Regions from separate parts of the Homo sapiens genome. Here region 2 is linked to region 1. Evidence: read pairs that join two places in POLR2A ChIA-PET (ENCODE). Cell type or tissue: PC-9. All regions are shown on one strand. Each heading gives the region's core, and the rest is flanking DNA. Links, peaks and the distances in the headings are about the cores only. Region 1 has its middle 9.8 kb from the start of KAZALD1. Region 2 has its middle 40 kb from the start of WNT8B.

Evidence for each region. Peaks named below come from ENCODE experiments on the same cell type or tissue, not always from the same donor. Only the 100,000 strongest peaks of a DNase experiment are listed, where the experiment ranks them.
Region 2: POLR2A ChIA-PET joins it to region 1 with 7 read pairs; 2 of 35 experiments call an interaction of 5 or more read pairs at or near these places.

Annotation. Positions count from the first base shown.
Region 1 is chr10:101,049,459-101,054,829 of GRCh38, reverse strand. No RefSeq gene overlaps it. Among named protein-coding and RNA genes, the nearest start is that of KAZALD1, 9.8 kb to the left of the region's middle. RefSeq lists an enhancer at 3,993-4,494 and a silencer at 4,313-4,502. In PC-9, for the core only: CTCF peaks have their summits at 4,175 and 4,378 (motif pointing left); a DNase peak (open chromatin) is centred at 2,379; H3K4me3 peaks cover 379 bases.
Region 2 is chr10:100,419,889-100,425,259 of GRCh38, reverse strand. No RefSeq gene overlaps it. Among named protein-coding and RNA genes, the nearest start is that of WNT8B, 40 kb to the left of the region's middle. In PC-9, for the core only: no CTCF peak of the experiment used is centred there; no DNase peak of the experiment used is centred there.

The sequences.
Region 1 (5,371 bases), core at 188-5,187:
GTTGTCCTCAGTGGTAACCTGCTCATTAATGCATCCTTTATTTGGTTTTCCTCCTCTCTCTGACTTCCCTTCCCCCTCACTGTGTTTTCTGGGATAAACTCCCAAATAAACTACTTGTACCAAAATCCTTGCCTTGGGATCTGCTTTCTGGGAAATCAAAATTAAGACAACCCCTGTAAAGGGAGGAGGCCATCTTCCTGAGTGCCCCATCAAGACCACAGGGACCAGGGGGAGATCTTAGACCCCAAAACCACATTGTGACAATATCTTTGCTGACATCCCACTTTATTTCCTTCCTTTTTTTTTTTTTTTAAGAGATAGAATCTTTTTCTGTGGCCATGGCTGGAGTGCAGTGGCATGATCATAGCTCACTGCAGCCTTGAACTTCTGGCGTTAAGCAATCCTGCCTCAGCCTCCCAAGTAGCTGGAACTACAGGTGCATGCCACCACACCTGGATAATTTTTTTTGGTAGAGACAGGGTCTGGCTCTGTTGCCCAGGCTGATCTTAAACTCCTGGTCTCCCAAAGCACTGGATATCCCACTTTTTTCTTCTTCTTCTTCTGTTTTTGAGACAGTGTCTCTGTCACCCAGGCTGGAGTGCAATGGCACGATCTTGGCTCACTGCAAGCTCTGCCTCCCGGGTTCAAGCAATTCTCCTGCCTCAGCCTCTTGAGTAGCTGGGATTACAGGCACTTGCCACCATGCCCGGCTAATTTTTTTGTATTTTTAGTAGAGATGGGGTTTCGCCATGTTGGCCAGGCTGGTCTCGAACTCCTGACCTCAGGTGATCTGCCTGCCTCGGCCTTCCAAAGTGCTGGGATTACAAGCATGAGCCACTGCACCCGGCCTGGATATCCCACTTTCAACCTTTGCACTTGAGAAATAACAGAGTCTAGTGTTGGCTTCTGTGGAGTGTTGGGACTCCCCTCAGCTGACCAGTTCACTGAAACTAAGGAAGAGCCTGACAAGTGTATGCTCAGAACTCCAAGCAAGAAACAGTGGGGGCTTTCTCAGGGCTGATGGGAAATAAAAAGGACTAATTAGCTAGGAACTACTTGGCTTTTAAGCAACCAAACCACATGGAGAATCTCAGGTCCCAGCAGAGCATCAGAATATGATTCATAGAATGCTGTGCATGTATAAAAGTTCATAAGCATTCCATGTCAACATACTCAGCCTGCCAAAATCCAGAATTTTTTGTGCCTTTTCTATCATTTTCCCCAAGGGTAAGATACAAGAAGAGAGGTAGCAAAATGTCACAATCACAGGACCAGGAGCAGTGGCTCATGCCTGTAATCCTAGTGCTTTGGGAGGCCAAGGCAAGAGGATCACTTGAGGCCAGGTGCCTTGGGCACATAAGGATACCCTGCCTCTACCCCCCTCCCCAAATAGCTTAGCATGGTGGCCTGCACCTATAGTCACAGCTACTTGGGAGGCTGAGGTGGGAGGATTGCTTGAGCCCAGGAGTTCAAGGCTGCAGTGAACCACGATTGTGCCACTGCACTCCAGCCTGGGCGACAAAGCAAGACCCCGTCTCCAAAAACAAAACAAAAAAGTGGCAATCAGGAGAACTTCCCAACAAACCTGCTGGATCTGTCCCCCAGTGTGGGGGATACAGATGGGAAATCTGTTGAGTAGAATTAAATAGAAGTTGATGAACTAAAGAAGTGTGTAGAATTTGAGGGCTCTAAATTGGGGGTTAAGATCCCCTGGGTCCTGGGACTTTTTGACTTGCTGTCACACTCCCCTCAACAACTTTTTTTTTTTTTTTTTTTGAGAAAGGGTCTTTCTTCATCTCCCAGACTGGAGTGCAGTGGCGCAATCACAGCTCACTGCAGCCTTGACCTTCTGGGCTCAAGCAGTCCTTGTGCCTCAGTCTCCCAAGTACCTGGGACCACCGCCGCCTGTCAGTACACCCAGCTAATTTTTAAAAATTATTTGTAGAAACGAAGTCTTGCTATGTTGCCCAGGCTGAACTCAAACTCCTGGGCTCAAGCAATCCTCCCACCTCAGCCTCCCAAAGTGCTGGGATTACCAGCACATGCCACCACACCTGGCCTAACATTTTTGTTTTGTTTAGAGACGGAGTTTCGCTTTGTCACCCAGGCTGGAGTGCAGTGGCACCATCTTGGCTCACTGCAACCTCCGCCTCCCAGGTTTGAGCAAATCTCATGCCTCAGCCTCCTGAGTAGTTGTGACTACAGGTGTGTACCACCATGCCTGGCTAATTTTTTGTATTTTAGTAGAGACAGGGTTTCACCATGTTGCCCAGGCTGTCTCAAACTCCTAAGCTCAGGCAGTCTGCCCGCCTCAGCCTGCCAAAGTGCTAGGATTACAGGCATGAGTCACTGTGCCTGGCCTGGCCTAACATTTTTGAAAGTGTGGCTGCATCACAAGAGACAAAGCTGCTGTGACCCAGGTCTTATGCTTCTGGAGCTGCCAAGTGCAAACAATAGCTCAGCCACTGGGCACTGCCTGTGACGGGCAGCATCTATGGTAGGTGGCAGCTAGAGGCCCCACAGCCTAGGAAGGGCCTCCCAGAAGTTTTTATTTTGACTTAGAATCGAGGCTTTCAGTCTCAGCTTTGCCAGCAGCTGAGACCCATCTGAACCAAGGTTTCTTCTGAGAAACAAGGGTGAATTTGGACTTAAGGCATGTCATATTTGGCATGGTGTTTTTAAGTTTCTACTCAAACGTTGAGACATTTTATATAAAAGTCCAGAATTTGGGGCCAGAATTTTCAGGCCAGGATGTTCAGAGAGGCTTTGAGGAGAACCCCCAGCTGCTCCTAGTGCTAGGATAGAGAGGTGGGAGGGGTAAGGTAAGAAAGGCCAGAGATGATATCCAAGCTGCTGATGTTGCCAGATTGTTTTGAAAACAAACAACAAACAGTGGGGAATCTGGTCTACCCAGCAACAATTGAAGGTGAGTACTGGCTGCCGTTTTAAACAGGACTAGCCCTCTCCAGCTCAACACAATCCCAACCTAGTGTGCTTCCCTTATTTAAGATTCCTGACATAGCCTTTGAGTTCATGTTCCTTGAACTAGATGGTTCCTTCAGCTCTAACATGCAATAATAACAACAGGCCAGGCATGGTGGCTCATGCTTGTAATCTCAGCACTTTGGGAGGCCGAGGTGGGAGGATCTCTTGAGCCCAAGAGTTCAAGATCAGCCTTGGAAACATAGTGAAACCCCCATCTATACAAAAAGTAAAAAATTAGCTGGGTGTGGTGGCACATACCTGTAGTCCCAGCTACTAGGGAGGCCGAGGCTGGAGGATGATCACTTGGTCCCAGGAGTTGAGGCTGCAGTGAGCTATGATGGTGCCACTACTACACTCCAGCCTGGGTGACAGAGCGAGACCCTTTGTCAAAATAATTATAATAAAGATGATAACAATAACAATAATAGCTATCATTTATCAGTGCGCCAGGCCCTATGGCAAACAACTTGCATATGTTAACTTGTTTCAGACTTACAAAACCGTGTAGGGTAGGATTATTAGAAGAGAAAGCTGAGTTTCAGACCTGTAGGAAAGTTTGCCCAGTGTCACTGGCCAGTAAGCAACAGAGCTAAGACTTGAACCTGGGGCTGCCTAGGTCCAAGGCATGATTCTAACATCACACTATCCTGCCACTATTAGAGTATCTTTGCCAGCCTAACTTCATTGCAGCTGGAGCCAGAATAGCAGCAAGTGTTTTATAAATGTAAATACCCCATATTCAGGGGACAAGCTGTGGAAATGCAGGCGAGTGTGTGCCCAGGTGGCAGGAGATCAGGAGGTAGGGAGATGATGGGGAAATCGCAGGTCACAGCATCTGGGCACCTGAGGCCAAAGTGCTTCAGGGTTGGCCTCAAGAGAAGACAAGAAAGATGAGGTGGGGGGAGGAGAGAGGAGGCCAGGCTGTCTGAGAGTCCCTGGGGAGAACCTCCAGGTGTTCCTCCTGCTGAGATAGGCAGGTGGGAAGTGAGAGAAGCGAGCGCTGATGACTGAGCTGCTGGCGTTCGCAGGAACCTAACTGACTCGGTGGTTGGAGCGGGGGAGTGAGGTTAATGGGAATCAGGAGGCTCTCTGAGCCCCGGGGCCTAGTCTTCCTCGTTCTTGTTCCCCTCTCCTTGCCTGAGTGGTCTGTGGTGACCAGCCAGGTTCCTTTACAGGAAACAGCCCAGCAACCTTACAGGGGGAAAAATGGAGTCCTCCTTAGGTGCAGAAACACAGCAACTTACCTAAGGTCTTGGGGCCCCCTCCCAGGGCAGTGCATCGAGGTGGGACGTGAGAAGAGAAAAGGGCTTGTCCAGAGGCGCGCGGTTCCACAGCCCATAAGGTTGGGGGTGGCCCGAACCTGAAACGGAGCCTTGGCCAGGATCCTGCAACCAAAGTCTGAAGCGCCCCCCGGTGGGGGCCGAGAGCGCTGCAGGCAGGTGGCGGCGCGGGGCAGGCGGGCGGGCGAAGGGAGCTCCGGCTACGCAGAGAACGCGGTGCGCCCCCTTCCCACCTGCGCGAGGGCATCCTGCCCGGGGGAGGAAAGGCGGGAGTCCGAGGCGGGTCGGATTCCCAGCCAGCTCCCTCCTCACAGGAGGCGGCCCATTATCCGGCGTCGTTAAAGAGCAATTAGATGGAAATTAAGCCGAGAACAAGTATTGATTATCTCATTAAGGCCGGGGGAGCCCGCTCAGTCGGGGAGAGTTTACCGCCGCTCACCCCATTATCTGCAAGGTGAAAGCCTGCGGTCATCAAAACCCAGTGATGTATCGATCTTGCCCCCATCCCCAAACCCATTCCACCCCTCCCCCCTAGAGTAAGTGGGTTCTAGAGAGGTGACACCAGGGGTGTGATGAGCTGGAGGAAGAGCTCAGGCCCCTACTGTCTCTCTTAGCACTTTCTCTTTAGTTCCCTTTATTTCTTCAGTTTCTGGTCCCAAATTTCTTTCTTTCTTTTTTTTGAGACGGAGTCTTGCTCTGTTGCCCAGGCTAGAGTGCAATGGCGCGATCTCGGCTCACGGCAACCTCCGCCTCCCGGGTTCAAGCGATTCTCCTGCCTCAGCCTCTCGAGTAACTAGGATCGCAGGCATGTGCCTGCCACAACACCCTGCTAATTTTTGTATTTTTAGTAGAGACGGGGTTTCACCATGTTGGCCAGGATAGTCTCGAACTCCTGACCTCAGATTATCCTCCCGCCTCAGCCTCCCAAAGTTCTGGGATTACAGGCGTGAGCCACCGAGCCCGGCCCACATTTCTTCTAATGGTGGGGAGGGAGGGAAACCAGAGACAGTTCACCTCTCTCCGAGATTGGAGAAAGAGGACTTCTGTGGTTTTACATCCAAAGAAGAGAAACTGGAGTTGAGATGTAATTGAAAGAATTTGCCCCT
Region 2 (5,371 bases), core at 238-5,237, 630 kb after region 1:
TCAGGAAAAGTTGGCATGAAAAGTGCCTTTCCAAGGCTTTGGTGCAGAAAACCAGACCCTCACAACATCTCTGACCTTTGTGGTCTCAAATTGACCTTGAATCCTAAAAGTTCTGCAGTCAGGAGCCTGCACATGCCATGTACGTTGCCTGCCTAGCCAGTTCTCAGATCCTTTGCTTCCCAAAGGCCTTAACTTCCTAGTCTAAGTAGTTGGGAAGGAGTCTCCTACCTGCATTCTCCATGTCCAAAGCATTTTCACCACCTAGTGATCCCTCCTACTACATACCTTCTGGTTCAGAAGAGGTTAAAGTTGATTTGAAAAGAAATCTGAGCTCAAGAGTACAGAAAGCCAAATTTCTACCCAGAAAACAATATTTCCAGGGTACATGTAAGATTTTTGTTTTGTTTTAACGTGGAGTTTTGCTCTGTTGCCCAGGCTGGAGTGTAGTGGCACAACCTTGGCTCACTGCAACCTCCGCTTCCTAGGTTTCAAGCGATTCTCCTGCCTCAGTCTCCAGAGTAGCTGGGATTACAAGCACCCACCACCACGCTCAGCTATTTTTTTTTTATTTTTAGTAGAGACAGGGTTTCACCATGTTGGCCAGACTGGTCTCGAACTCCTGACCTCAGGTGATCCACCCCCCTCGGCCTCCCAAAGTTCTGAGGTTACAGTCATGAGCCGCTGCGCCTGGCCTAGACTCTTATTAATAGGTGTGTTAGTTCAGAAATAAGGAAAGATTAAGAAATAAAGAGATGATAGGAAAGCTGTCCTTTCAACACACTTTGGGAAGTACAAACATGTTTGTGTGTGTGTGTTTCTTACAAAGCGCTGTTCTCAGTGGACATTTGTGATAATGAGGATTAAGGGACTTAGAGGCAAATTCAAATATACCCAAGACTGGAGCTCCAAAAAGATGAGTCTTCATTTACCTTAATCTTTTTTTTGTTTGTTTATTTTGACACAGAGTCTCACCTCTGCTGCCCAGGCTGGAATGCAATGGCATGATCTCAGCTCACTGCAACCTCTGCCTCCCAATTCTCCTGCCCCAGCCTCCCAAGTAGCTGGGATTACAGGCACCCGCCATCATGCCTGGCTAATTTTTGTAGAGACAGGGTTGTACCATGTTGGCCAGGCCGGCCTTGAACTCCCGACCTCAGGTGATCCACCCGCCTCGGCCTCCCAAAGTGCTGGGATTACAGGTGTGATCCACCGTGCCTGGACTCATTTCCCTTAGTCTTTACCCATCTTTTCTCTAGTTACTTTTTTCTGGACACCATGAACTCATTTCTGTTAACATTTCCATCTATCATTGTAATCTAGAAGAGGGCGCTTAAGTCTGTCTCTAAAATTCATTCATTCAGCAAGTACTTACTAAATTCCTTTTCTTTTCTAACACTGTGACAAACCACTTTAATACAAATATAAATTAGACATTATCCTTGGCTTCAAAGAACTTATGATTTTGTGGCAATTCAGGAAAAAAGGAAAAAGAAATTTCCAGCCATAAAAAAGAATGAAATCAAGCTGAGCATGGTGGCTCATGCCTGTAATCCCAGCACTTTGAGAGACCTAGGTGTGTGGATTGCTTGAGTCCAGGAGTTCGAGACCAGCCTGGGCAACATGGCAAAACCCCATCTCTACTAAAAATACAAAAAAAATTAGCCGGGCATGGTGGCTTATGCCTGCGGTTCCAGCTACTCAGGAGACTAAGGTGAGAGAATCACGTGAGCCCAGGAGATCAAGGCTGCAGTGAGCTGGGATCACATTATTGCACTCCAACCTGGGCAACCGAAGTGAGACCCTGTTTCAAAAAAAAAAAAAAAAGAGGGCCGGGTGTGGGGGCTCACGCCTGTAATCCCAGCACTTTGGGAGGCCGAGGCAGGTGGATCACCTGAGGTCAGGAGTTTCAGCCTAGCCTGGCTAACATGGCGAAACTCCTTTTCTACTAAAATTACAAAAATTAGCCAGGCACTAGTGGTGCACGCCTGTAATCCCAGCTACTCGGGAGGCTGAGGCATGAGAATCACTTGAGCCTGGGAGGCAGAGGTTGCGGTGAGCTGGGATCGTGCCACTGCACTTCAGCCTGGATGACAGGGTGATACCCTGTCTCAGAAAAAAAAAAAAAAAAAGAATGAAATAATGTTTTCTGCAGTAACATGGATGCAGCTGGAGGCCATTATTCTAAGCAAATTAATGCAGGAACAGAAAACCAGATACCACATGTTCTCATTTAGAAGTGGGAGCCAAACATCGGGTACATATGAACATAAAGACGAGAACAATAGACACTGGGGACTACTAGAGGAGGGAGGGAAAGAGGGGGGCAATGGCTGAAAACTACCTATCGGGTACTATGCTCACTATCAGGGTGGCAAGATCATTCATACCCCAAACCTCAGTGTCACAAAATATACACAGGTAACAAACCACCACATGTACCTCCTGATTCTAAAATAAAAGTTGAGACTTCAGAAAAGTTTGAGGATACAAAATCAATGTACAAAAATCAACAGCATTTCTATACACCAATAATGTTCAAGCTGAGAGCCAAATCAAGAATGCAATCCCATTTACAATAGCCACACACACACATACAAAACCCCAAGAATACATCTAACCAAGGAGGTGAAAGATTTCCAAGATCTTTCAAGAAGATCTACAAAAGAAGAAGAACTACACAACACTGCTAAAAGAAATCAAAAGTGATATAAACAAATGGAAAGACATTCTATGCTCATGGACTAGAAGAATCAATATTGTTAAAATGCCCATACTGTCCAAAGCAATCTATTTATTTGACACTATTCCTATCAAACTACCAATGTTATTTTTTGACAGAATTAGAAAAAACTATTCTAAAATTCACATGGTAGCACGTGCCTATAATCCCAGCTACTTGGGAGGCTGAGGCAGGAGAATAGCTTGAAAAAAGCTTAAACCCGGGAGGCAGAGGTTGCAATGAGCCAAGATCATGCCACTGCACTCCAGCCTGGGCAACAGAGCGAGACTCAGTCTCACAAAAAAAAAAAAAAAAAAAAATTAGCCATGTGTGGTGGTGCACGCCTGTCATCCCAGCTACTAGGGAGGCTGAGGCAAGTAGCTGAACCTGGGAGTCAGAGGTTGCAGTGAGCCAAGATTGCACCACTGCACTCCAGCCTGGGCAACAGAGTGAGACTCTGTAAAAATAAAAAATAAAAATAAAAATAAAAATAAAAAAAAAACTAAACTCATCCCCCAAACCTCTTCTTCATTCTCCATGTCCCAAACTCAGTGAGTGATATCACCATAAACCCGGTTGCTGAGAAATACAATGTAACCAACAGTTTTGTTTTGTTTGAGACAGGGTCTGGTGTGATCATGACTCATTGCAGCCTCCACCTCCCAGGCTGAAGCCATCCTCCCACCTTAGCCTCCCTAGTAGCTTGGACTACAGACATGCACCACCACGCTTAACCAATTTTATTTTATTTTTCTGTAGAGGTGGGGTCTCACTATGTTGCCCAGGCTGCTCTCAAACTCCTGGGCTCAAGCGATCCTCCCTCCCTGGCCTCCCAAAATGCTGGGATTACAGGCGTGAGCCACCAAGCCCAGCCAACACATAGCTTTTTTTGTTTTGTTTTGTTTTTTGAGATGGAGTCTCACTCTGTCACCCAAGCTATAGTGCAGTAGCATAATTTTGGCTCACTGCAACCTCCACCTCCCAGGTTTAAGAAATTCTCCTCCCTCAGCCTCCCTACTAGCTGGGATTACAGGCGTCCACCACCACAGCCTGGCTAATTTGTTTGCTTTTTAGTAGATATGGGGTTTTACCATGTTGACCACGCTGGTCTTGAACTCCTGACCTCAAGTGATCTGCCCACCTCAGCCTCCCAATGTGCTGGGATTACAGGCATGAGCCACCATGCCCGGCCTTAACACATAGTTTTTATTTTATTTTTTGAGACAGAGTTTCGCTCTTGTTGCCCCAGGCTGGAGTGCAATGGCACGATCTCGGCTCACTGCAACCTCTGCCCCCCAGGTTCAAGTGATTCTCCTGCCTCAGGCTCCAGAGTAGCTGGGATTACAGGCACCCACCACTATGCCTGGCTAATTTATATATATATATATTTTTTTTTTCTTTCTTTCTTTCTTTTCTTTTCTTTCTTTTTTTTTTTTTTTTTTTTTTTTTGAGACGGAGTTTTGCTCTGTCGCCCAGGCTAGAGTGCAGTGGCGCAATCTCGGTTCACAGCAAGCTCCACCTCCCGGGTTCACACCATTCTCCTGCCTCAGCCTCACCCTCCCGAGTAGCTGGGACTACAGGCATCTGCCACCACGCCCGGCTAATTTTTTTTTGTATTTTTAGTAGAGACAGGGTTTCACCGTGTTTGCCAGGATGGTCTCGATCTCCTGAGGCCTCCCAAAGTGCTGGGATTACAGGCATGAGCCACCGCGCCCAGCCTTAACACATCGTTTTTAAACACCACTATGTGCCACACACCCTGCTACAGCATGTACCTAAGTAAGATGTTCAAGATAAATCCCTGTCCTAGGGTTGTTTATAATCTTGTGGGGAAGGCAGCTAAACAAATACTTGCACAAATAACTACTTAGTCATAATTGAAAGCGCTACCAAGGAAAAGGTAAGGAATCATCTTTGACGCTTTCTCCTCCTGCATTGAATCACCAGGTGCTGTTAATTCTAACTCCGAAGTCTCCAGATTGTCCTCTTCTCTCCACTTCACTGCTATCAGTATCTCAACTTAGACTACCGAAATACCTTCCTAACTGGCTCCCCTGTGTCTATCCTTGCCCCCACAGTCTATTTACCATGCTAGATCCATAGTGATCTTTTAAAAATGCAATTCTGCGTGTCACCTTCCTGCTTAAAACACTTCATTGGTTTTCTATTGCCCTTGGGATAAAGTCTACACTTCTTACCATGGCTTGAGAGGCCCTCTATGTCCTGGTCCCTCCTTGCTTATATCTTTACCTTACCGCTAGCCACCCTTCTCCTAGTTCTATTTCTGTGAGGCCCTACTTTTAGGGCCTCACTGTATACTTTTCCCTCTGCCTAGAGCACTCTGCTGCCTCCTCTCTCTTCTCCCACTGACTTTTCACTTAGCTAATTCCTCTTTTCTTCAAGTCTCCAAAAAGATTACCAGGTCAGCTTCCCGTATTATACCCTCTCCTAGCCCCTGTGGTTTCTGCTTTTGTAACATTCATCATATTTGTACTGTGGTGCTCTATGAGGACCGGTACCATGATTGTCTAGTTCACTGCCATCTCCCTAGCAGTACCTGGCCCAAGGCAGGCATTCAATAGATATTTCTTTTCTTTTCTTTCCTTTTCTTTTGAGACAGAATCTCCCTCTGTCACCCAGGCTGGAGTGCAG